Regions from separate parts of the Homo sapiens genome. Here all the other regions are linked to region 2. A link is an interaction called in ENCODE POLR2A ChIA-PET data of the cell type or tissue named here. Cell type or tissue: MCF 10A. All regions are shown on one strand.

Evidence for each region. Peaks named below come from ENCODE experiments on the same cell type or tissue, not always from the same donor. Only the 100,000 strongest peaks of a DNase experiment are listed, where the experiment ranks them.
Region 1: POLR2A ChIA-PET joins it to region 2 with 30 read pairs; 7 of 35 experiments call an interaction of 5 or more read pairs at or near these places.
Region 3: POLR2A ChIA-PET joins it to region 2 with 10 read pairs; 4 of 35 experiments call an interaction of 5 or more read pairs at or near these places.

Annotation. Positions count from the first base shown.
Region 1 is chr1:214,578,166-214,586,165 of GRCh38, reverse strand. No RefSeq gene overlaps it. Among named protein-coding and RNA genes, the nearest start is that of CENPF, 21 kb to the left of the region's middle. In MCF 10A, a CTCF peak has its summit at 818; DNase peaks (open chromatin) are centred at 865 and 4,155.
Region 2 is chr1:214,383,602-214,391,601 of GRCh38, reverse strand. It overlaps PTPN14 (protein tyrosine phosphatase non-receptor type 14), which reads left to right. Exons shown (of 19, transcript NM_005401.5): 11 at 557-614; 12 at 4,680-4,758; 13 at 6,814-8,000. Among named protein-coding and RNA genes, the nearest start is that of SMYD2, 110 kb to the right of the region's middle. In MCF 10A, a CTCF peak has its summit at 2,796 (motif pointing left); DNase peaks (open chromatin) are centred at 2,781 and 4,601.
Region 3 is chr1:214,436,094-214,444,093 of GRCh38, reverse strand. The region is part of intron 3 of PTPN14 (protein tyrosine phosphatase non-receptor type 14); the gene reads left to right. Among named protein-coding and RNA genes, the nearest start is that of PTPN14, 110 kb to the left of the region's middle. RefSeq lists enhancers at 4,321-4,660, 3,975-4,946. In MCF 10A, no CTCF peak of the experiment used is centred here; DNase peaks (open chromatin) are centred at 2,723 and 4,453.

The DNA of each region.
Region 1 (8,000 bases), 190 kb before region 2:
GAGACAGTTACAGCTTCCAGGGGCAGTTCTCAACCAATGGGATCAGAAGCCAGTGAACAAATGCCCCAGTGTTCCATCTTTCACTTGGGCAATTCCGAGAGATCCAAAAGAATCAAACCCCAGGTACTTACTGCTACAAATGGTGACATTGCATCCTTATACTTTTCCTTCTTCCCTGTCTCACTCTCCCTGACCCCACCCCTCTACCATTTTGCTTCCTGGAATCATCACCCAAATAAACTATGTCCACCAAATCTATCTTAGTCTCTGCTTCTGAAAGAACCCAAAGTAAATGGAAGGTGCCATACACTTGATGTATTCTTTTTGACCAGTGAAAAATCTATCTTGGTCCTCCAAATATTGCAAAAACTTACATTATGTAGATGGAACCTCAGTGACCTTACCTGTGAAATTAAAAGTATAATCATAATGGGATTTGCCTGTCACTGGTAATTTAAGAGAGGGCTCTGGTAGATAATGATCATGCTTTCATGCTGGTTTTGCACATTTCTAGACTTCTTTTGATGATAAAACAATGAATTTAACACATTCTTTGGAGCAATAATTAATTTTCAAAGCTTGACATTAGGATATTCTGAGTCCTTTTAGAGAAGAAAGGCTTGGAAAAAACATTACATATTCAACATATTGCCATAATTTAAATAAAGTCAATTACAAATAGATAAATATTCAACATCTTGGTACATTTTAAAGAAATTGATCACAAACCATATGACTACTACTCAGTGATATGAACTGAAGCCCAAGAAAAAGGACCTTACACTTTTAAAAAGCTTTTTCTATTCCTACCACTAGGTGATTCTCTATACCTAAAAAAGTCTTTGAAAGTAACCTATTTTGTCCCACACACTCTGACTCACTGCATTTTCTGTCTTCCTCTGTCTTTTCCCTCAGTGTATCTAATGTGTTTGCTCACACTTTCTTTAGAATAACATTTGGTTGTTTAAAGTGAGAAAAAAGAAAGAAAAAAAGGCTCATAATCCTACAGCTTAAATAATCTTTCATATTAACAAAATCATACAATAACACACAATATGAAATTCCAGATATTCAAAAAAGACATAAAAGATGAGTTTGGGAAACTAGAATGAACACTGAACATCCACTAGTCTAGATCCTCATTTTACAGCTGAAGTCAGCAAGATTGAGATACAGTCAATGCTCGAACAACACAGTGGTGGGGGGAGGGAGTGGTTAAGGGTGCCAAACCCATCCTGTGCAAAACTTTTGACTCCCCAAAAACTTAACTACTAATAGCCTACTGTGGACTGGAAGCCTTACCAATAACATAGGCAGCTGATTAACACATATTTTGTATGTTATGTGTATTATATACTGTATTCATACAGTAATAAAATGAGCTAGAGAAAAAAATGTTGGCCGGGCACGGTGGCTCACACCTGTAATCCCAGCACTTTGGGAGGCTGAGGTGGGTGGATCATGAGGTCAGGAGATCAAGACCATCCTGGCCAACATGGTGAAACCCTGTCTGTACTAAAAGTACAATAATTAGTTGACAGTGGTGGCATGTGCCTGTAATCCCAGCTACTCAGGAGGCTGAGGCAGGAGAATTGCTTGAACCCAGGAGACAGAGATTGCAGTGAGCTGAGATAGCGCTACTGCACTCCAGCCTGGCGACAGAGCAAGACTCCATCTCAAAAAAAAAAAAATTGTTATTAGGAAAAGCATAAAGAAGAGAAAATACACTTATAGTACTGCACTGTATTTATCAATATCATAAGTTTACAAGATGAATCATCTGTCTGAAATGGTGGGCAACTGCAGCTGCCAACCTCAATCTACAGACTGTGCAATTCAACTTTTATATCAAGCAATTCAGCTTTTTCTTGTAATGTCATGACCTTCTCTGCTTCCTGGGAGTACTACCAGTATCACTAGCAGCACTTTGTATGGGTTCCATGGTGTTATTCAAAGTTTACAATATTACACTAAACATGATGAAAAATACACAACAAGCACGAAAGGTAACTTTTTATTGTGATATGAAATTTACTAGAGATGAACTGCTCCCGTGGAGATGAATAGCCTCACACAGCATTTTAAGTTGATACAACACTTGAGCTCAATGCAATAGCAACAGAAGGTGGTTATGAAATTATCACAGTAGTACAGTATGTACTACAGTTAATTTTATGCAGTTATGATTTAATACTGCATTTTTACATTGGTTTACATTTCTCTCGACTGAATGGTACCATGCACAGTCTGTGTTCGTAGGCGTAAGTTTTAATACATTTTAACTTTTTATAATAAATTTGGGCATATTTTATGGTAGTAAATGATAAAATAGACTAGTAGCTACATATATGTTATGCATTTGTAACATATCTTTTTCTTAATGTTTTGATATTTTTAGAATATGTGGTTTCTCTGCAAGTTTTTTCAAGCTGTCAAAAATCTCCAAAAATTTTTTCAATATGTTTATTGAAAAAAAAACCCTCATATAAATGGACCTACACCATTCAAACCCATGTTGTTCAAGGGTCAACTGTATTTCTAAAAATTAACACAAGTTAATCAGGGAAGAAAAGCAAATTTAAAAACTTTGAAAAGAGAAAACATCATCATTCTGGAATCAATTACTTCCCAGAAATTTAAAACACATTCTTATAACTCTTGCAATAGTCATTTTTACGAAGGAACTAAAATGATTTATATATTTTTAAAATCTCAGTAGCTCCTTAGGAAAAATGCTTATCTAATGCTTATTTCTTCCAAAGTGTGAAAATCAATGTATGTTACATTTTCCCTTTCTTGGTTGGAAGCTTGATCCTCAAGAAAAGTGGCTTTTACGAGCCCAAGTTTCCAAAAAGACAATGTTACAGCCAAAATAAACCTCGCGACTTGCAAGACAAGTTTGCTCAAGGAGCAAGTTTTTATCATCGTGTGACTAAGTTAAGGATCAATTTGTCTCTATCTCATTTTCAATAATAGTTTTGACCCAGGTGTTAGATTAACCATGGACTAAGGTGCATGATTCTCCTGAGCTCTATGACCACGTGTCTTCACATCTTGGAATGAAAGTGAAGGAATTCCCTAAATCAGGAATACAGCTTCAGTGCCCCTAAGAATAACATGGAAAATTTTTTTTTAATGTTTAATTTGAGGCCATACCTAGGTATTGGGGTAGATTACAGAAATCCATTTTATGAATGAAGCAGGCATCTGTGTGGTCAACAGATAACATATACATATTTCCTGGTTGACTTCTATTTTCCTGGCACCTCTCTGGTTTAACATGTGTCCCAGAGTTATTGCTGTTGTTGCTTTAACAAAAGATTATTATTATTAGCTGCGTTAAAATAAGCCAGGACTGGTTTAGTGGATAACTTTGAAATAGGACGTAGGACTCGACTCTGGAGGCAGGGCTCAGACACCTGACCTAATTGAGGACTAGTTAAAACAGGGATGGGGTGGAAACACCTTTCCATATAAGACATGCCCACCAGTGTGCCATGTCAGTTTACCATTGCCATGGCAACACCCAGAAGTTACCACCCTTTTTCTAGGAATTTCTGCGTTAATCGCCTCTTAGTTTGCATGTAAATTAAAGTGGGTATAAATTTGACTTCAGAACTGCCCTCAGCTACTACTCTCAGCACACTGCCTGTGGAGCAGCCCTGCTCTGCAGGAGCAGTCACAGAGCTGCAGGACTGCTGGAGCTGTAACTCCGCCACTTCAATACCTACCGCTGGCTTGCCCTTGAATTCCATCCTGGCTGAACCCCAATTTGGGGATCATCTGCCCTGCATCAACTTTGTACTTCCATATTGTAGCATAGTCTTCCCTAGTAGTGTGTGAGATACATGTGCCATAAACAGAGTTCAACACTTAACAAGTGGTTAAGTCTGAGCTATCAGTGATAACTTCTTTCACCTTTCTTAAACCTTTCTTAAGGCACAGGTAACTAACTCCTCCATTTTAAGGATAGCGGCATATCTCATGCTGGCTTGAAAAAACAAAGTGTGGTTGCATACGGTGACTTAGGACAACTAACTTTTCATCCCAAAGGATGTGGGAGAAATACTTGTTGCTGCTGTCCCTGGCACCCATCTGGTGTATGAGTCAGTTGTGCCTTGGCCCCAGGTGGGGCCTGCAAGATGATTAAGGCACAAGGCTGCCAATCTGCCAGACAGTGGGGTCAGTGTGAAATGTGGGAAATTAGAAACGTGGTGAATGTGAAATACATGCAGGAAGTGGAGGCTAAGCATGCCTACCATAAAGCTTACACAAAGTAGTGTGAGCAATCCTGCTAAAATGGTTTTGGCATATACTAGATAGGGTAAATCTACAACTATTTATTTACCCTATCATTTGGTAACACTTTTCAAAAATGTTGTGATGAACTCTCTCAGCAACAAAGAGCTCAAAAAACAAAACAAAGCAAAAAAGCATGTTTAATGAAATTTCAAATGCAGATTTCTCATTTCTAAATAAAGTTGACGATGAAATATAACGTGCATAAAATATTTGCCAACATTTATCAGCCTCCTTGGGGCCTATAGTAATGAAAATTAGAAGACATAAATATGTTAAGGAGGCCCCAGAATTTACTTCAAACCTTAGCTGTTATTTTAAGCTTTTCTTCGACAGGCATGAAATATGAAGCAATAGCTGCTAATATATTTGGTTTAATTAACAGAACTCTGCAAACAGCTCATGATTTCTGTTTTATGTGTCACCAGCTGCTTCAAATTAAAATTTAATTAATTCCAATAATTGTTCAATATTTTCATGAAATTCAGTGACTCAAAGCTTTTGAAAGTTCATCTGACTTTATTGTGTCTGCTATTGCAAATTCAGTGACAAAATTTGTGAGGATCATATAAATACAAATTCTGGTGATGCACACATTATATTTATTGTCAATTAGTTTATTGATAAATAAGAAATCTATAAAGCAGAAATGTTCTAGAAAACTTTTAGAGAAACGCTATTATTAAAAACAAAACTTGGAACCAAGCCAGACATGGGAGAGTGTCTGTAGTGCCAGGCGTTCAAGAGGCAGAAGCAGAAGAATTTCTTGAGCCTACAAGTTCGAGTCCAACCTGGACAACATAGTGAGACCCTGTCTCTAAAAACAAAACAAAAACTTGGAAGCAAAGAGATATTAAAATTTATCCTATAAAAGCAAGGGAAGACTTGAGTGAATAAATAAGGAAAGCTTAATCCATTTACAGTGTTTAATTTTGAAATTCTATAATTGTGCCTTAGAATATCTACATTTCTGGAATAATCTTTTGATGAAGCTTTTTGTAAAAACAATTTCATAAATTTGTATTCTATGCCAGAATGGAATGAAACTGCAAAAACTAATAATTGTGAAGCATCTATATACAAAATATTTTAAAGTATGGAGACAACTTACTAACAAGTTTTGTCTTACAAAACTATTAGTTAAAGACATCTACTCTGAATGGAGGCAAACAGGAGGTATCATATCTGGGAAAATACTTATGCTGAAATATTTACACATTTCAAATAAAAAGAATAATATTGAGAATTTCCTTCATTTAGCAGAATTTGTTCTGAGCTTACCATAAGCCTCACCACCTGAAGAAAGAGTAATTTCTCAATTGAAAATATTGTAAGCTAGATGGTAGAGTCAATTGAAAAAGAGTATAACAGGCCAGGTGTGATGGCTCACGCCCATAATCTCAACACTTTGGGAGGTCGAAGTGAGCCGATCACTTGAGTCCAGGAGTTCTAGACCAGCCTGGGCAACATGACAAAACTTTGACTGTACAAAAAATATAAAAATTAGTTGTGTGTGGTGGTGTGCAACTGTAGTACCAGCTACTTGGGAGGCTGAGGCAGGAGGATCACTGGAGCCCAGGAGGTCAAGGCTGCAGTGAGCCGTGATTGTGCCACTGCACTCCAGCCTGGAAGACAGAGTGAGACTCTGTCTCAAAAAAAAAAAGTAGGCGATTTTATGAAGAAAATTAAAATGATAAGACCACATTAAAAAAAAATACACTCTGTAGAAATATCTCAGTAAGAGAGTATTGGCAAAAAACACAGCTATTCAAAGTACTTTATTTAAAGTACATGAATATGGGCCGAGCGCAGTGGCTTATACCTGTAATCCCAGCACTTTGGGAGTCCGAGGCAGGCAGATCACCCTAGGTCAGGAATTTGAGACCAGCCTGGCCAACATGATAAAACCCCATCTCTACTAAAAATACAAAAATTAGCCGGGCATGGTGGCATGTGCCTATAATCCCAGCTACTCAGGAGGCTGAGGCAGGAGAATCGCTTGAACCCGGGAGGCGGAGGTTTCAGTGAGCCGAGTTCACACCACTGCACTCCAGCCTGGGTGACAGAGTGAGACTCCATCTCAAAACACACACACACACACACACACACAGAGTACGTGAATATGTACCAACAATTATTCTGTTTGTATTATTTTTAAATTCAGGTAATCAACATAAACATTTCAAAACTTTAATGTACATGAGTTACATGTTTTTAAGAGAGATTTATATTTTTGAAAAAAAATTTTTTTTTTTGAGACAGAGGCCCGGTCAGCATGTGGAGAAGGAATGTCACAAGAACTGATCCTCTGAGCTGTAGTTACAGGGAAGGTGCTCCTTACCTTTAATGTATCACCAAATGAACAGACAGCAACTTTTGTGACTTCCTAATACTCCAGTCCTTACTTCTCAAACCAGAAAAACCCTAGACAAATATCTTGCAACAATTTACTTCTTTCCTCTTTGTCCCCAGGGGAGTCCTGACTCTGGTTTCTTTATCCTCCCAATCCTAAAACTACTTCCTCTTTTGAATAGTAATCTACCTTCTGAGGTAAACTTACCTTATAGTAACTTTATAAGCTTTTATTAGCCACAGGAAAGGTTACACACTGAGGTGTTTTTTTGTTTGTTTGTTTTTTGTTGTTTTTTTTTTTTTTTTTGAGATGGACTCTCACTTTGTCACCCAGGCTGGAGTGCAGTGGTGAGATCTTGTTTTACTGCAACCTCTGCCTCCCAAGTTCAAGCAATTATCCCACCTCAGCCTCCCAAGTAGCTGGGTTACAAGCGCCTGCCACCATGCTCGGCTAATTTTTTTTTGTATTTTTAGTACAGGTGGGGTTTTGGTATATTGGCCAGGTTGCTCTCAAAGCCCTGACCTCAAGTGATCCGCCTGCCTTGGCCTCCCACAGTGCTGGGATTACAGGCGTGAGCCACCATGCCCAGATATTTTTGTTTTTGTTTTTAATTCTGTGTTGAAAATAGAAATTTAGGAAATTTTGAGAGTAGATGCAATATTTGATCAGTATCTGGGGCCTGCCTGACTTCATAGGAATCTAGTTCCCAATATATCCATCAAAAAAGCTGAGCAGGGACCAGGTGCAGTGACTCATGCCTGTAATCCCAGCACTTTGGGAGGCTGAGGCAGGTGGATCACCTGAGCTCAGGAGTTCGAGACTAGCCTGGGCAACGTGGTGAAACCCTGTCTCTACTAAAAATACAAAAATTAGCCAGGCATGGTGGGGTGCGCCTATAATCCCAGCTCCTCAGGAGGCTGAGGCAGGAGAATTGCTTGAACCCGGGAGGTGGAGGTTACAGTGAGCCAAGATCATGACACTGCACTTCAGCCTGGGTGACAGAGCGAGACCCTGTCTCAAAAAAAAAAAAAAAAAAAAAAAAAGCTAAGCATTGAAAGAACACCTAGTTCAATGCCAGGCACATAGTGAGTTTACAACAAATATATGTGAAATTTGTGAATGAATGAAAGAACTCCCAAATAGTTGAAAATCATCTAACTGTACACTTTCAGCTATTTGGTAAAAGAAAGTTGTCAGGAAATGAGAAGCAATAAAAAGTTGGTGGATAAACATTTTTCTTTCTGCCTCACACTGTATTAGTCCGTTTTCATGCTGCTGATAAAGACATACCAGAGACTGGGAAGAAAAAGAGGTTTAATTGTACTTACAGTTCCACATGGCTGGGGAG
Region 2 (8,000 bases):
ATTTTTTAATCTCTACATTTAAAAATATGTTGCTTCTTAGTCTGGAAAATATCTGATCAATGTTTGTAAAATGTGTTATCTTAATAAAAAGTATCTTTATATGGTCACACTAAAAATATTGTATCTATTTTGTATTTTCATTTGACTGGAAGTATTTTAAAAATATTTTTTCTTGCATTTTTTTTAAAAACTGTGAAAGATTTTACATATATACAACAGTAGAAAGAGTACAATTTTTTAAAATCCATGTAATAATGGTGATATTTTTCAGTCTGGCTTATTTCCCTCAGTCTTTCTATAGAAATAAGCCTCCATTGGTTTAATATTACTTTGTAAAATTTATTCTAAAAGTATCCTTATCCGAACATTTTGAAAATAAAGAAAAACAAAGCAAATCAAGATTGTTCTTAGTGTTACCACCCAGAAATAAGCCACGTTTATGTTTTGATATAACGATTACCAGTCTTGTTTATTCTCTTCCTCTCCTTCCCTTGTCTATCTGGTCTTTTTATATCAATAATAATAACCATTCTCATTTTTTCACCTCTTCATGTAGACAGTCAAATTCTCCACCCCCCATCAGACGCCAGCCCACCTGGAGCCGATCCTCTCTGGTATGTATAGAAGCTGCAGTGATCAAGTGATCTGACTGTTGAGCATTCTTTGTTATTAATTTGAGGTGGGGGGATGATGAGGGCATCATGATGAGGTGAAATTTTGTGAGAACACAGAGGCGTCATTCTGTCAAGCAGATGCGATGGACACCCGTTTTGTCCCCCTTGGACCCATCCATGCCCACCACTACTCTAAGTGTGGCTGAGGCTGAGGGTTTACCCTGAGAGTAGGTCTTATTCCAGGCCTGTGGGACCATGTTCCATCAGCATACAGCCCATGGTGTGTTTTCATTCCCTTGCTCATCTGTTCTGGTTGTTGTGTGAAGATACATCTTCAGTTACGAGCTCCACAAATTCCTTTGTGTTCACTGCCGTAGAGAGAGCTTAATAAACTAGTGAGAAAATGCCTTCTAAATGAGCAAAAATTGAACGGATCTAGTTGATGGTCTCAGGCAGAGTATCTGATGGGGAAAATTGATTGCATATTTCCTAATTTTAGGCCTTTTAAAAAAAATCAGAATTCCAAAGCACTTCCATAATTTTAGGCTTTAATTAGCCAGCAGAGTTTGAATTGACCTAGCTTTAGCTGCTGCTTTGTTGTTTGTTTGTTTGTTTGAAGCTGCTCTCCTCATCATGTGAATAAGGAAACACAATTAATTTCAATGCATGTGTTCTGTCTTAGGCTATGTTTTATTTTGAGGATTACTCAAGGATAACAGATGTTAAGAATTGGTTTTCTTTAATGTTTTCCACTTGTTTTAACTCACAATTCTTTTATTTTAGGTCATGATTTTTTTACACAAAATCAAAATAAGCATATGACCTTTTAACTTCTCTAGATCAACAATTCTTTCAAGCTGATAGAATGCAATTGAATTTTTCTTCATATTCAGTGTATACACTATAGCATGTCTTTAACTTGTCTTTTGAAGGGAGCGTTTTGAGAAAAGTTTATTTCCTTGAAAATGCTTAGATGTGGACTCTGAATTCTTGAGTTGAGTCATTATATTATCGCAGTAATTCCTGAGTGCCTGTGTGAATATTATTTCTCTCAGTATTATGCACAATATCTCACATGTGGTCCTGGGCCCTGAAAATGTAACAGATACGTTGGGCTTTCCCCCGAGTACCAATAGATTTGTTCATGGCACTGATTTATTTATTCTTCTCCTTTATGAATGTTATCTTCCTTTTCCCTTCTTTAGAGTATAGATGTCTTTATTAGCAAAATAATTTTTCATTTACACCCTTGAAACCCTATGGGAGGCAAAGTGTTTTAAAGCTCTCTTGTGATCTTATCTTGTCCTCATTATCCAGAGAGGATGCAGAGGCTTACCTATTTTATTTGGATGAAGACAGTTTATAGGAAGTCTGATCCAATTCATGGCTTCCCCCTTTCCCCTGTCCTTTAGGTTTAAACCATTTCACCAAGAGTTTCTTACAATGAGTGAGTAAGACCAAATAACACTGTCTCTTGGCTTCCTTGCTGATAACCAGGACTTCTCATTGCTGTTTTTCACCTGCCCTCTTCTGTCTATATTTTGGCGTCAAGTTTGTTTCTCTATTAGCAGGTCTGGGAAGAAATGGAATAATGTATTAGAATATATAACGAGATGAAATAAATAATATAATCCTGAAATGATGTTTGAGGGATTAGCTATTATTGTCCTTTGACAATGCTGTTTGTGAACTGGCATAAGTCTGCTCATTTATGTCAGTTCATAAACCGTAACTTACTTATTGGTTTTTTTTAAATAAGGCAAGAAAACACAGTAAACCAATTTTGCCTTGCTGTGTATTTCTATTCCCTTGTACAAATCCCTCCCCACTGTGTTTTTCTTTAAAGCCTTAAAATGGTTGTGCTACCATGGAAAAATTTAGTTGAATTATGTATTGCCAAGAAAAGGAAAAATATTTTTAAATTGCAACTCAAAAATCAGCCAAAGGGAGACTTGGGAATATAGCACCTTTTCTTTGGTAGGCCCGAACTGCTTTCTTAGATTGATTTCAGTTCTTCATTTCTTCTGTCTTGATTCCTTTTAATTCTTGGATCCCTTTTTTTTTATTACCCCTTTGAAGATCAAGCATTGTTTGTGGCAAAGAAAATGATAGGTGAGTTATTCACCCAGCTTCAAGCTCTTGGCCAGTGCGTTTCTTCCATTGAGGGATGCTGAGAAAGTGTGACCCCTGCTGGATTTGGGTTTCTTGGTTTGATCTGAGATTCTTCTCTCAAAATAGTAACCTTTAAAATCTATAAGGCTAATAGAAATATAAGAGATTGGCTGGGCACGGTAGCTCACACCTGTAATCCCAGCACTTTGGGAGGCCAAGGTGGGTGGATCACTTGAGGTCAAGAGTTCAAGACCAGCCTGGCCAACATGGTGAAACCCCGTCTCTACTAAAAATACAAAAACTAGAAGGGCCTGGTGGCACAGCGTCTGTAATCCCAGCTACTAGGGAGGCTGAGGCATGAGAATCTCTTGAACCCGGGAGGCGGAGGTTGCAGTGAGCCGAGATTGTGCCACTGCACTCCAGCCTGGGCAATAGAGTGAGACAATGTCTCAGAAAATAAAAAAAAAAAGAAAAAAGAAATATGAGAGATTATCCTGTTCGGTGGCTTACAAACGTAAGCGTTTTGAGGGTTTTTTCCCCCGCAAATCAAAACTCTTATTTCAAACAAATTCTTACCTGGAACCTCAGTACATAAATAAAATGGAGAATGCTTGAGGTAGGGGAAGAGAGGAGCTTGATTTGACTGACGGGAAACTGAGACCGACTGAGGTTAAATGGCTTGCTCTAGATTACATTAGTGCATAACCGTCTTTCCTTTGTTGGTTCACCAAATATTTAATCCATTGAAGTTTTTTTGTTTTGTTTTGTTTTGTTTTTTTCTCTGAAAACTTGTCCCTCTTCCGCAGCATGAAGTTATTCAGGTTCAGTCTAAATAGCCATCTTTAACAGACTGTGGAAGATTCTGCACTGCGGTGGTGGGTAGACAGGGCCCTTTGCACACTTGGTTCTGCAATGGGGAAGGTCAGCAAGTGGTCTTGACAGCTACACACTCATTGTTGTGGGCCACATTTTAGATATTTAAATAGATTCACCCTGGGCTCAGCTTAACACTAACCCTGTTCCTATTTAAGGTTGATGTGGAGCTGTGAACTGGGGTCTCAGGCACAGCTATGTTGATGTGTAGGAGCTTGTGAATGGAATTTTGAGAACAAAACAGGTGTCCCCCTTATTCTCATTTCTGAGATGGGTTATAATAATTTACTTTCTCTTTCTTTCTTTCTTTCTTTTTTTTTTTTTTTTTGACGGAGTCTTGCTCTGTCGCCAGGCTGGAGTGCGGTAGCATGATCTTGGCTTACTGCAACCTCCGCCGCCCAGGTTCAACGACTCTCACGCCTCAGCCTCCCAAGTAGCTGGGACTACAGGTGCATGTCGCCACGCCCAGATAATTTTTTTCTTTTTTTCTTGGAGACGAAGTCTCAATCTGTTGCCCAACCTGAAGTGCAGTGGCACGATCATGGCTCACTGCAACCTCCAAGTCCCAGGTTCAAGTGATTCTCCTGCCTCAGCTCGCGAGTAGCTCGGACTACAGGCATGCGCCACCATGCCTGGCTAATTTTTGTATTTTTAATAGAAATGGCATTTCAATGTGTTGCCCAGGCTGGTCTTGAACTCCTGAGCTCAGTCAATCTGCCTGCCTTGAATAATTTACCTTTTCTAAAAGTTATTCTTGTGAAAGAAGGCATAGAGAACTTTGCAAATATATTAGAACATAGATAGTAAATGGTTACATTTAGTCTTTGATGGTGACCTCTTTCTCTTTCTGATCTTGAACCAACTTCATTTCTCCCTTACTGTTTCTCCAGTTCCAAACTTAGTGATGAGATGGGAGTGCAGACGGGTAGAAGAAGGTTGAGTCAAAGGGGTGGCAGGGACAGCAGCTGCCACGAGCCTCCCTTACAACGTGGCGGGACTGCCGTGTGCCTGGGCCGGCTGTGTGAGTCACCAGCCGTGTCTGCCCAGGCCTCCCCACCTCCTCTGTGTTCTCTGTTTCAGCCCAGGCAGCAGCCGTACATCCTGCCTCCCGTTCACGTCCAGTGTGGTGAGCACTACTCGGAAACGCACACCTCGCAAGGTAACTCTGGCTTGCCGTTCTCCCTTCTTAAGACAAAAAGTTGAATACCAGTAAGCAGTAAAGAAGGCTTTAAAAAAAAGATGACAGGGATGCTTTCTTTTCAACTTTGTCATCGTCTGAATGACAGTAGCTAACAGCTTCAGTTTGTGGAAGGCCTAGACTGTCAGTTACCTCTGATCAAAAAATTTCCCCAGTATTGGCTGCTCAGGGAGTCGGGGCCAAGGCAGCGAGCAAGTCCTTTTCTCCTCCCTTTCCTAAGGGAGCTTAGAGAAGAGAGTATGACAGCTCAGCCCAAGCGAATGCACTTCACCTTCATTGCCAGTATCAGAAAGCTCGTGGCAGTCACTCAGCTTTTCATGGTGACGTAGAACACGGGCATGCAGAATAATTGGAAGAAATAAACAAAGTCAGCCTTTTCTTTTAGCTGTTTTTCTCATCTCTTTCTCCAGCCCCTTTCTTGGTACACTTGCTTTTTTCTTCTCTGAGTAAGGTAAATCTGTTTTATTCCTCTCTTTCTCCCAAAACATCTCCCATGCAAAATGTGTGAAAAAGCTTCTTCTGCTAGTAATGACTCCATGATAACAACTAACATTCATAGAGCAATTGTGGTATTGCTGTAAGTACTTGCTATATATTGTCTTATGTCATCCTTAAAATAAACCTATAGGTACTATTATTATTTCTATTTTACAGTTATAGAAATTGGAATACAGAGAGATTAATGATGGAACTTATATATGAAAATCGGTAACTTGTAATCGTTATGCTAACTGCATTTCAAAAAGAGAGATGGTAGAAAACCGTGGATGTTGGAAATGTAGTAAATGGATAATATAGTTTCTACGTTATCAACTCCTGGCCATTTTGAATCCTCTGCTGTCTGAAAGTGTGAGCATGAAAACCAAGACAATCAAGACTATTTAATTTAATAAAAATAGTACTTTTTATAAGGAGACTGGCAAAGTTACCACATTTCTATGGGAAGGCGCCAAACCCCATGGGAGGTGGATAAATTGCGGCACATTTGTCTCTGTGTTCCCCCTGTTTTTTGTGCCTGTCTCATCTGATCAGATCTCTTTCCACATTCTTCCTCTTCAGACAGTTGAATGTCTTCAGTCACCTTTTCTGTTTTTCACCTTCTCTGATTTTCTGTTTCTCTGTTTTGCTCATGTTTAAATCTGTAGTGTGAAAATGAATATATTTTGGCCACAGAAAGGCAAGAGGTTGCCTTCCTTGGGGTGTGTGTGTGTGTAAGAGAACACCAGACACCTGATTGTAGAAATCAATCAGGTTGGGCCTGATTGTAGAAATCAATCAGGTTGGGCCTGATTGTAGAAATCAATCAGGTTGGGCCTGATTGTAGAAATCTGCTTTTTCTCTCTTTAGGTACCTCTTTAAACTATAATTAATTTTTACTTGAATTGACCTAAGTGATGAAACCAGATCTAGAGGGGATTTGGGGAATTACCAAAAAGAACTCTTGATTCTAATTTTGCCCTTTATTGCTGCTCAGGATGAACTAGCTGTGCGGACACCCTGGCTACATCATTTGTTTTGTGTCTTTAGAATGCCCTGCAGTCCCCTGGGTGAAGGGGCTTTTTCCATTGCCGTCAGGAAGAGCAGCTCTGAGCACTTAGTAATTGAAATCTATTGCCCTATTAAAGTTCTTGACTGTCTTGTCTAAATATTCAGTCCTATTGCCGAGCCCTGCACAAGAGGACAGGCCTCCCCAACTGGAGGGCTGTTGTTGGTGCCTGATTTCAAAGCTTATGGCAAAATTGAGAACTTCCTCAAGCGACACTTACTCCAAATGTGTGCATGCCTTCTTCCATTAGGTTCCCTTTTTCTTTTCAGTATGTCTTAAGGTGTTCTTTCTGTATGTTGGCATTTCATCCAAGATAGTATCTGTTATTCTATAGAACATGTGGGTGGAGACCATGGGATTTCACTTTTTATGATTTGTTTAAATTAAAAGTCACCTCATGAGTATGAGGATGTACTTTGTTGTGGCAGGATGGCTTGGAGGTTCACGTGCCTTTGTTTGACTTCTTGTAGACAGCATTTTTCATGGGAATGAAGAAGCCTTGTATTGCAACTCTCACAACAGCCTGGACTTAAATTATTTAAATGGCACTGTCACCAATGGCAGCGTGTGTAGCGTTCACAGCGTCAACTCCCTCAACTGCTCGCAAAGTTTCATCCAGGCCTCCCCTGTATCCTCCAACCTCAGTATCCCTGGGAGTGACATCATGCGGGCCGACTACATCCCGAGCCACCGGCACAGCGCGATCATCGTGCCCTCGTACAGGCCAACCCCCGATTATGAGACAGTCATGCGCCAGATGAAGAGGGGGATCCTGCATACAGACAGCCAGAGCCAGTCTCTGAGAAACCTCAACATTATCAACACCCATGCCTACAACCAGCCAGAGGATCTGGTGTACAGCCAACCGGAGATGCGGGAGAGGCACCCCTACACTGTCCCTTATGGGCCACAGGGGGTCTACAGCAACAAACTTGTCAGTCCATCTGACCAGAGGAACCCAAAGAATAATGTGGTACCAAGCAAGCCGGGGGCAAGCGCCATCTCGCACACGGTGAGCACCCCAGAGCTGGCCAACATGCAGCTGCAGGGCAGCCATAACTACAGCACGGCCCACATGCTTAAGAACTATCTCTTCAGGCCACCGCCCCCCTACCCACGGCCACGACCTGCCACCAGCACCCCAGACCTGGCCAGCCACCGCCACAAGTACGTCAGCGGCAGCAGCCCGGACCTGGTGACCCGGAAGGTGCAGCTCTCGGTGAAGACCTTCCAAGAGGACAGCTCTCCGGTGGTTCATCAGTCTCTCCAGGAGGTGAGCGAGCCCCTCACGGCCACCAAGCACCACGGCACTGTGAACAAGCGCCACAGCCTGGAGGTGATGAACAGCATGGTGCGGGGCATGGAGGCCATGACGCTCAAGTCGCTCCACCTCCCCATGGCTCGCCGCAACACGCTCCGGGAGCAGGGACCGCCCGAGGAGGGGTCAGGCAGCCACGAGGTCCCCCAGCTCCCTCAGTATCACCACAAGAAGACCTTCTCTGATGCCACTATGCTAATCCACAGCAGCGAGAGTGAGGAGGAGGAGGAGGAGGCTCCAGAATCGGTGCCCCAGATCCCCATGCTCCGGGAGAAGATGGAGTACAGTGCCCAGCTGCAGGCGGCCCTGGCCCGCATCCCCAACAAGCCCCCGCCTGAG
Region 3 (8,000 bases), 52 kb before region 2:
TTTTTTATTTCAACCTTTATTAAGTACCTATTCTGTGTTAGACACTTTGCTAGTTAGTGGGAATGTAATAACAAATAGGTCTCAACTCCCCACCTCCCTCCCACTCTCACTCCCACCACAGAGCTGTATCTCCAAGCAGCTTTTATTTCATTTCCGTGTATTTGATTTACTAGAAGTTTATTTGAATTTGTCTTTAACGTCTACATTGCTGACCCTATTTACTTCCAGGAGAAGGCAATGCCACTGCTTTGGTGAAACCCAAGGGCAAATGTCTCCTGGGACCAGGACCAGCTTCATGGGTCTGTGACCTGTGCAGTTAGTTGCACAGTACCCCATGCTCAGAAGTGCCCTGTAGTTGGTTTAGTGCTCTGCTGTTGCCATCCTGAAGTTTTTTGGTTTTTCAACAGTGGATTCTGCATTTTCACTTTGCGCTAGACTCTGCAAATTAAGTAACCAGCCCTTCCCAGGACAAGGACAGCCTCCTGTTCCTCATACATGCATCTCTGTTCGTTCACCTCTGCTTGTTTTGTTGTTATCTTGCGATTTATTCTTAAGTATCGGTGGATTTACTGATTTGAATCTACTGTTATGGGTGTGATCAAAGAGAAAAAGTAAATTTAATAAACCCTCAAGGGAACAAAACTAAAATTTTCACTGTCTTTGCAAATAAGAAAATAGAAATGTAGCGCTGGTAACCATTTCTGCTTCTGGATCTGACTCACTGGGAAATCCTTGCAGGAATTGGGGAGGTGGTGTAAAGTCAATTTGATTTCTTTTAGGAAAGCTGATTGGATTAGCTTGTCTTGATCCTCAACTAGGATTTTCTTATGTTTTACTGTGAAGAAGACTATAAATCAAGACTATACAGTAGATGCCTACTTCATAGTACAAGTTGTCCAAATACATGAAGTTGCTTCTTGTTTCTTTCTTTGCTCTTAAGAAAAAGATATGGTGTGAAAGATATGCAGTTAGGCTGGGCGCGGTGGTTCACGCCTGTAATCCCAGCACTTTGGGAGGCTGAGGCGGGTGGATCACTTGAGGTCGGGAGTTCGAGACCAGTCTGACCAATGTGGAGAAACCCTGTCTCTACTAAAAGTACAAAATTAGCCTGGCATGGTGGCACATACCTGTAATCCCAGCTACTCAGGAGGCTGAGGCGGGAGAATCGCTTGAACCCAGGAGCAAGAGGTTGTGGTGAGCGGAGATCGCACCATAGCACTCCAGTCTGGGCAACAAGAGTGAAACTCCGTCTCAAAGAGAAAAAAAAAAAAAAGAAAGCTATGCAGTTAGGTAGTTAGCTATTGAGGCAACCTACTGCTACTAGAACAATGAAGTATAGACAAATAAGATGAAGTTAACTTAGCCGAAGTTAACTTAGCCGTAAACATAATCTAGCTGTTTCTCTGATATTCTTTCCCTTTAGGGAAAACAAATAGTAAAATAAATCAGTGTTCTTTTGTAATATCACTTGGCATAACTTATTATTTATTGTAGGTGTCCTATAATGAAGAGGAAACTCAGAATTTCAAAAGGAAATAAATCAGAGGCATTATTCGTATTTCAAAAGGAGTCTTCATGTAATGTTTGTGTTCTTTAATGCATCTGAGATGTTTGATTGAGATGCTTTATAAAGCAAGATATGCTTATACGTATGTTTTAGCCATTAGAAAAACAAAGTTTACCAAAAAAATAGGTTGAGCATCCCTAATTCAAAAATTCAAAATCTATAATGTACCAAAATTGAAAACTTTTTGAGCACCAACATGATGCTCAAAGGAAATGCTCGTTGAAGCATTCAGGATTTCTGATTTTTGGATGAGAGATGCTCTACTGGGTAAGTATAGCAAATATTTCAAAATCTGAAATCCCAAACACTTCTCGTCCCTAACATTTTGCATAAGGGGTACTAACCTGTTTAGTATACTTCAAAGAAGTGATAATTTTATTATTACATCTTTAAATCACATGGTTAATGTGTTAGTATTTGGTCTATTTGGAACTTTTCTCAAAAGCAAACAAAAATAATGTGCTATTGAGCTATTTTGAAAATAAGTTCTTAAGCAGAGGTATTGATTTTTATCCTTTGTGAATTCCTTGATTTTCAAAGATACATTCATTCATTTGTTCATTCATTCATTGATTCCAAATTGTTCTTTATTAGTGTTACATTGCAGGACTGAGAAAGATTAAACAATTGAACTCATGAAATAATAAAGATTTGTAATAGAGCATGAGTCAAAATGTTAAAATAGTCTACTTTTTCTAAAGCTTGAGTAGAATACGATGATGCCACATTGTAGTGTTTACCTTTAACAAAGGTGTGAAAAGAAGGGGGAAAAACAACAGAAGCTATATGAAGAGGTGTTTTGTCATGTTGAAGCATGCAGGCTGTGCCTTATGAATTTTTAAGAGACATCCGCTTCCCATAAAGGATTCTCAAGATTGTAGGGGTATCATTACAATGGGTGGGATTGAGAATGGTGTGTCAATTTCAAAAATGGATTTTAAAAAAAATCTTGACGTTGGAAGAGGTGCAAAGAATAGATGTTTTATAATTGTTTGCTCTACCTTTTTTCCTGAATATCAGCATTGGGACATTCAGTTGGAGTGGAGTGGGTGGAGAGGAAGGAAGTGACAGATGTGCTACATCCACACGTTAAAGAAACTTACAGTGTCTGAGCAGCAGCAGAATCTAGAAAGCACAAGAATCCAAAACCTCAAAACTTCCCCAGCCTGAGGATATTATAGTTCTGTGTGGTTCTGTGGAAAAATGTAGTTGCGTTCCATCACCGGATATAATGTAACAGTAGTAGTCATGGTAGCAGCTAACATTTATGTGCAAGATGCTATGCTAAGTATCTCAGATTATTATCTTTTTCAGTCTTCACTAGAACTCTATAAAGTGGGCACCCTGAAAAAGAACTGTTTGTTTTTTAAATAACAGAAGTTTTTTCTCTAACAAGTGGAGTAGATTTAGGTCATCACATAAATGGAGTCTTTTATATTACTTTGCCAGAGAAATACATCCGTTCATGCCTTTCTTCACTGGCTTTATCAGAGTAACAGGGAGTTTAGTTCCATAAAAAGTCAACAAAGAAATCCAGAGGGCTGACCTACCAGTAAGATCAGAGATTATTAACTAGTACTATGAGGGCTGATTCTGGTCTTCAGGTGGGTTTTGTTTCACCAGGATCATTTTTGAAAGAACTGAATTGGGACGCCTTGCAGAGAGGCATGTGCTGTCTAACTGGGCCTAGTTCTCCACTCCCTAGGGAGTTAATAGTCAGCAGCATTTACACATTCTTGTGACCTGTCTGGCCTTGTAGGTATTTAGGTCCTGACTGCCGATACTTGCACTTTCTGTATAACTTGAAGTGCATCTCAGTACTTGGGTCAGCCCATATCTCTTCATTGACCCAGTTGATTTTATGTCATTCAGTGTCCAGCTGTATTAACACTTTAGCTGCCTATAAGAGACTGTAGGTGGTTGAGCTGAGTGTGAGAGTATAACTTCCCTAAGTGCTCATTTGAAAACTTTATTTCTGTGTAAAGATCACTCCGGAGGGCTAGATTATATGTCCCTGTCAACTTTCTACTGCAGAGCCATGGCTCAAATTATTCAGATTTCCTCTCTTTATTGCTCACAATATCTGTCTCATCTCTGATTACCCATAAAAGGTTCATGCATAGAAAGAGTACCAAGCGTCTTATAGGCCAATAAAGACATCATTCAAATCTTAAACAAACACAGCCTATTTGAGAAAGAGCCCTTTGCCTTATATCAAGACAGACCAGAATGATAGAGTTTTATATCTAAATATGAGACCCCACATATCAATAAATCACAGAGACCAGTTGCTTTGTTTTACAGATGAAGAAACTGAGAAACAGACAGATAAAGGGACTCTGCCCATAGTCACACAGCTGTTTAGTGACAAGCCTGGCTCTTAAGGTGGTTCTGGAATGGTTTTAGGTGAACCAAGCATGCTGACATGGGAGAGCCCATAGATAGGATTTATTTAAACGTTCAAAAAGTCTTTGCCAATCCTCCCCTCCCCTCCCCTTAGCTGTAACAGCTAAGACACACTGTGGAATTGGAAGGGATGAGTTTTGTCAAAGAGAAGGAAGTAGTTCAGACAGAAGAAACAAAGGGTAGAGGGAAACAGGCACTTCTTTGAGTGAGTCCTTTAAATAGCGAGCATTATGTAGAGAGTGGAACTAAAATGGGTTTTATTTAACGTCTTTATCAGTGATCTCCAGCCCTGGGCACATAGTGAAAGTGCCAAGCTTTCAGATGACACTGAGTCCTTTAGAAGGGTGGAAAATTGAGACATTGCAAGTAAACAGTAGAAAGGTGTCAGCAGGTGTCAAGTTACCAGGTGTGACTCAAATAATGATACTGCTTTCTGGTGTACTTTGTAAAAGCAGAGGAGGCGTAATCATAGCGGGACATGTTGCAACATGTTTCGGTTTACAGCCTCCTAACTCTCAAGGTCAGCTCGTCAATCTTGTGCTTGCAGCTGGGGAGAGTGAGTAGACATTTCGCCTGACGTTTGCTGCCAGCATAAAAATGAGTTACCGTTATTCAGAGCAAATCCCAGCAACTTTGACGTAAGTTTAACTGAAATGCGAGTTAGACACATGGTCCTTTAGTAGAAAATCACAGAGATGAAGCAATGTTGGAAGCAAATGCTTTTGACCAGCATAAATGTTTTGAAGAAGGTAGAAAAGATAGATGTTTATGACAGTGACTAATGTGAGAAACCCATAGGTCTAACTAAGGAAAACATGAAAAAGGTCGGTAATTTGGATCCTTGAAATAAAATGGCCAACTGTGAAAAGATAGCTACTGATGAGGATACTGATGGAAAATTTGAAGCAAGTTATGTATCTGCTAGAGCTCTGTATGTTTTGAATGATTGTTGGAATCAGCAAAGAACTAGTATTTTTTGGTTTAATCTTCAAGGAAAATAATAGCTGGAAATAAAACAATAAAAAAAACACTACAAAGGAGAACATACATTAATGTGGGAAGTAGGGGGAAAAAAAGGAAAAAGAAGGAGAACAGACTTGAAGACCTCACTCTCTGGTGTTTGTTTCTTGGTCAGGCTCTGTAAACTCCCCAAAATTAAGTTCTTGTGTTTAGAATCAGGAGATGATGCTAGCATAGCTATTGTAAGGATGAGTTCAGAAAGCATTTGCCATTGTGCTTAGCATATAGTAGGTCTTCAAATAATATTTGTTTTTTTTAAATGAAAAGATATACTAGAAGGTAGCAGGAAACTGCTGCATCCCTCAGAGAGCTGTGCTGGTATCAGTCACCTGGCAGAAGATTCTCTGTGACCCACACTAACCAGAAACATAGGGGAAGAACATTCTGGGAAATGGAGTGCAGCCTAGTCAGGTTGAGACATTACAATGCCACTGTGAGGCTTCGTACATTATTAATGATTAGTAAAACCCAAATCACTGTAAACCATACCCTACTAGAAACTCTACTGAGTACAAATTTTGTACTGACTGGCGATTTCCAAAATTCAGAATTACTCCCTCAAAACAAATGATTTGATATTATTGAAGATAACTTCAAATTTGTCCCTAATTCCCTCAGGCAATTCCCAAAAGTGGAATTGCAAACAATAATTTAAGCAAACATTTTGTGTTATTATCATAGACATGTATTCCCAGGGAGGTTCCCCACCCTCATTCCAGTCCCATATGAGGGAGCAGATCTGCTGCAGAGGACGCGGCCTGGTGCTTTGTCCTGTGCCGAGTGTAGGAAGGCTAAGGTTATCAGGCCCGAGCAAGGAGACAGGATAAAGCGGGCCTTGCCTCACAGCTTCCCAGATGGTCAGAGCAGCTGTTCAGAACAGGGAAGCCAGGTTGGCTGCCACAGGACGGGCCAGGCTGACCCAATGGTAATCTCACAGTACTTGTAACTTGAAGAGACTGTAGTCTGAAAAGATAAACAGATTCCAGTGAAAGATTATTTAAAGAGATGATAGACTCCTGATGAGTGACAGTTATTTAAAAAATAAAAATAAGACATTGGGAGCCTGTTGGTTCTTTGAGTGTGGTCTTCACACTACGTGCATCAGTATTGCCTATGGCATTTTAAAAAATATGTAGGTTATTGTACCCCAGTCCTGACTCCCTGAATCAAAATCTGTTTTTGATCATTGCCATGGGTGATTCTTATCATTTAAGTTTGGTTAAATGGAAGACAACTGTATCCTGATGTCTTTTCAGCTGTAGCTGGTCTTTTCTGTTAGTAGATGGATGTTGGAGAATCTCAGGGGGGATTTTGGGGAACTGGGAAGGAATTAAAGAGTTGCAAAGCTTAAAACATTTGGTTCAGGCTGAGGAATTTAGAGAATAGATGGCGTGGTCTTATTTAGTAGAAAAATTGTGGGCGTCTTCCTGGGGATCCTAGAAGGAACAGAATGGAGAATCCAAGGTTCTTCTGTAGCAATTTTGTACAGTTTGATTGTATTTCCTCTCTTTCAGAATATTTTAGCCTTCTAGGTAGTTCAACTTCTGTAATGCACAATAGATTATGCATAATATAATGAGTAATACATCTCCTAAATAGGTTTAGGGGATATATTAAATACTATTTATTGCATAAGAATTTAGCCTTTTGTGCATCCTTTATTTATTATTAAATTTATTATTCCTATAAGAATAATAAAAACTGGCCTGAATTATACTACTCTAGGACCCTAAAACCTTAAACACAACTTCCCACTGTTTCTGCAGGCTTTGAAGTTACAGATTGAATTTTAATTTTTAAAGTGAGAATTTTGCAAAACTGAGAATTCTACATATGGATTTCAGTAATTCTTTTGCCACTGTCTGATTTATTGATATTTACTGCATTTAGGTAAGTGTAAGATGAAATAATAGGTAAATTAAGAAAAAAATAAAATAATTTCAGCCAAATAAAATTCAAGGTTGTGAAAACATTATTTCTTTCCATTATCAGTTATTTGAAAAAATATTATTTCTGGCACTGGTTCATGAAATACTTGATTTCAACTACCAACTAGAAGTACACTATATTTAAGTAAAAAAAAAAAAAAATACAGAGAGGCTTGGTTCTAGATAGCAGTTATCTTAATTTTCCAGACATCTGTGACTACTTCCTTACTATATACATTGAGAGATTTTGTGTGTTGCATTTGCATGCATACAAGCACACCCATGATTTTGTGATGTGCTGACTCTTGTTAAGAGTACTTGAAAAGCATTATCCTGAGAGCTAATATTCTGACAAACCTTTTTTTTTTTTTTTTTTTTTTTTTTTTGAGACGGAGTCTTTCTCTGTCGCCCAGGCTGGAGTGCAATGGTGCGATCTCGGCTCACTGCAACCTCCGCCTCCCGGGTTCAAGTGATTCTCCTGCCTCAGCCTCCCCAGTAGCTGGGATTACAGGCGCCCACCACCATGCCCAGCTAATTTTTTTAGAGAAGGGGTTTCACCATGTTGGCCAGCTGGTCTTGAACTCCTGACCTCAGGTGATCTGCCCGCCTCAGCCTCCCAAAGTGCTGGGATTACAGGCATGAGCCACTGTACCCAGCCCTAACTGTCTTTAACCAAAAATCTCACACTTACTTGAAAAAATATGGTTTCAAAATATTTTATCCACCACAAGTTGGCAAATGGCAGGTAAAAGAAAACTGTATTTTTTTTTAACTTTATTTTAGATACAGGGGTATACGTGTGGGTTTGTTATATAGGTAAATTGTGTGTCACGGGAGTTTAGTGTACAGATTATTTCATCACCCGGGCAATAAGCATAGCACCTGATAAGTAGTTTTTCAATCCTTACCCTCCTCTCACCCTCCATCCTCAAGTAGGCCCTGGTGTTTGTTATTCCCTTCTTTGTGCCCATGTGTTCTAGATGTTTAGCTCCCACTTAAAAGTGAGAACATGCGGTATTTGGTTTTCTGTTCCTATGTTAGCTCACTTAGGATAATGACCTCCACCTGCATCCATGTTG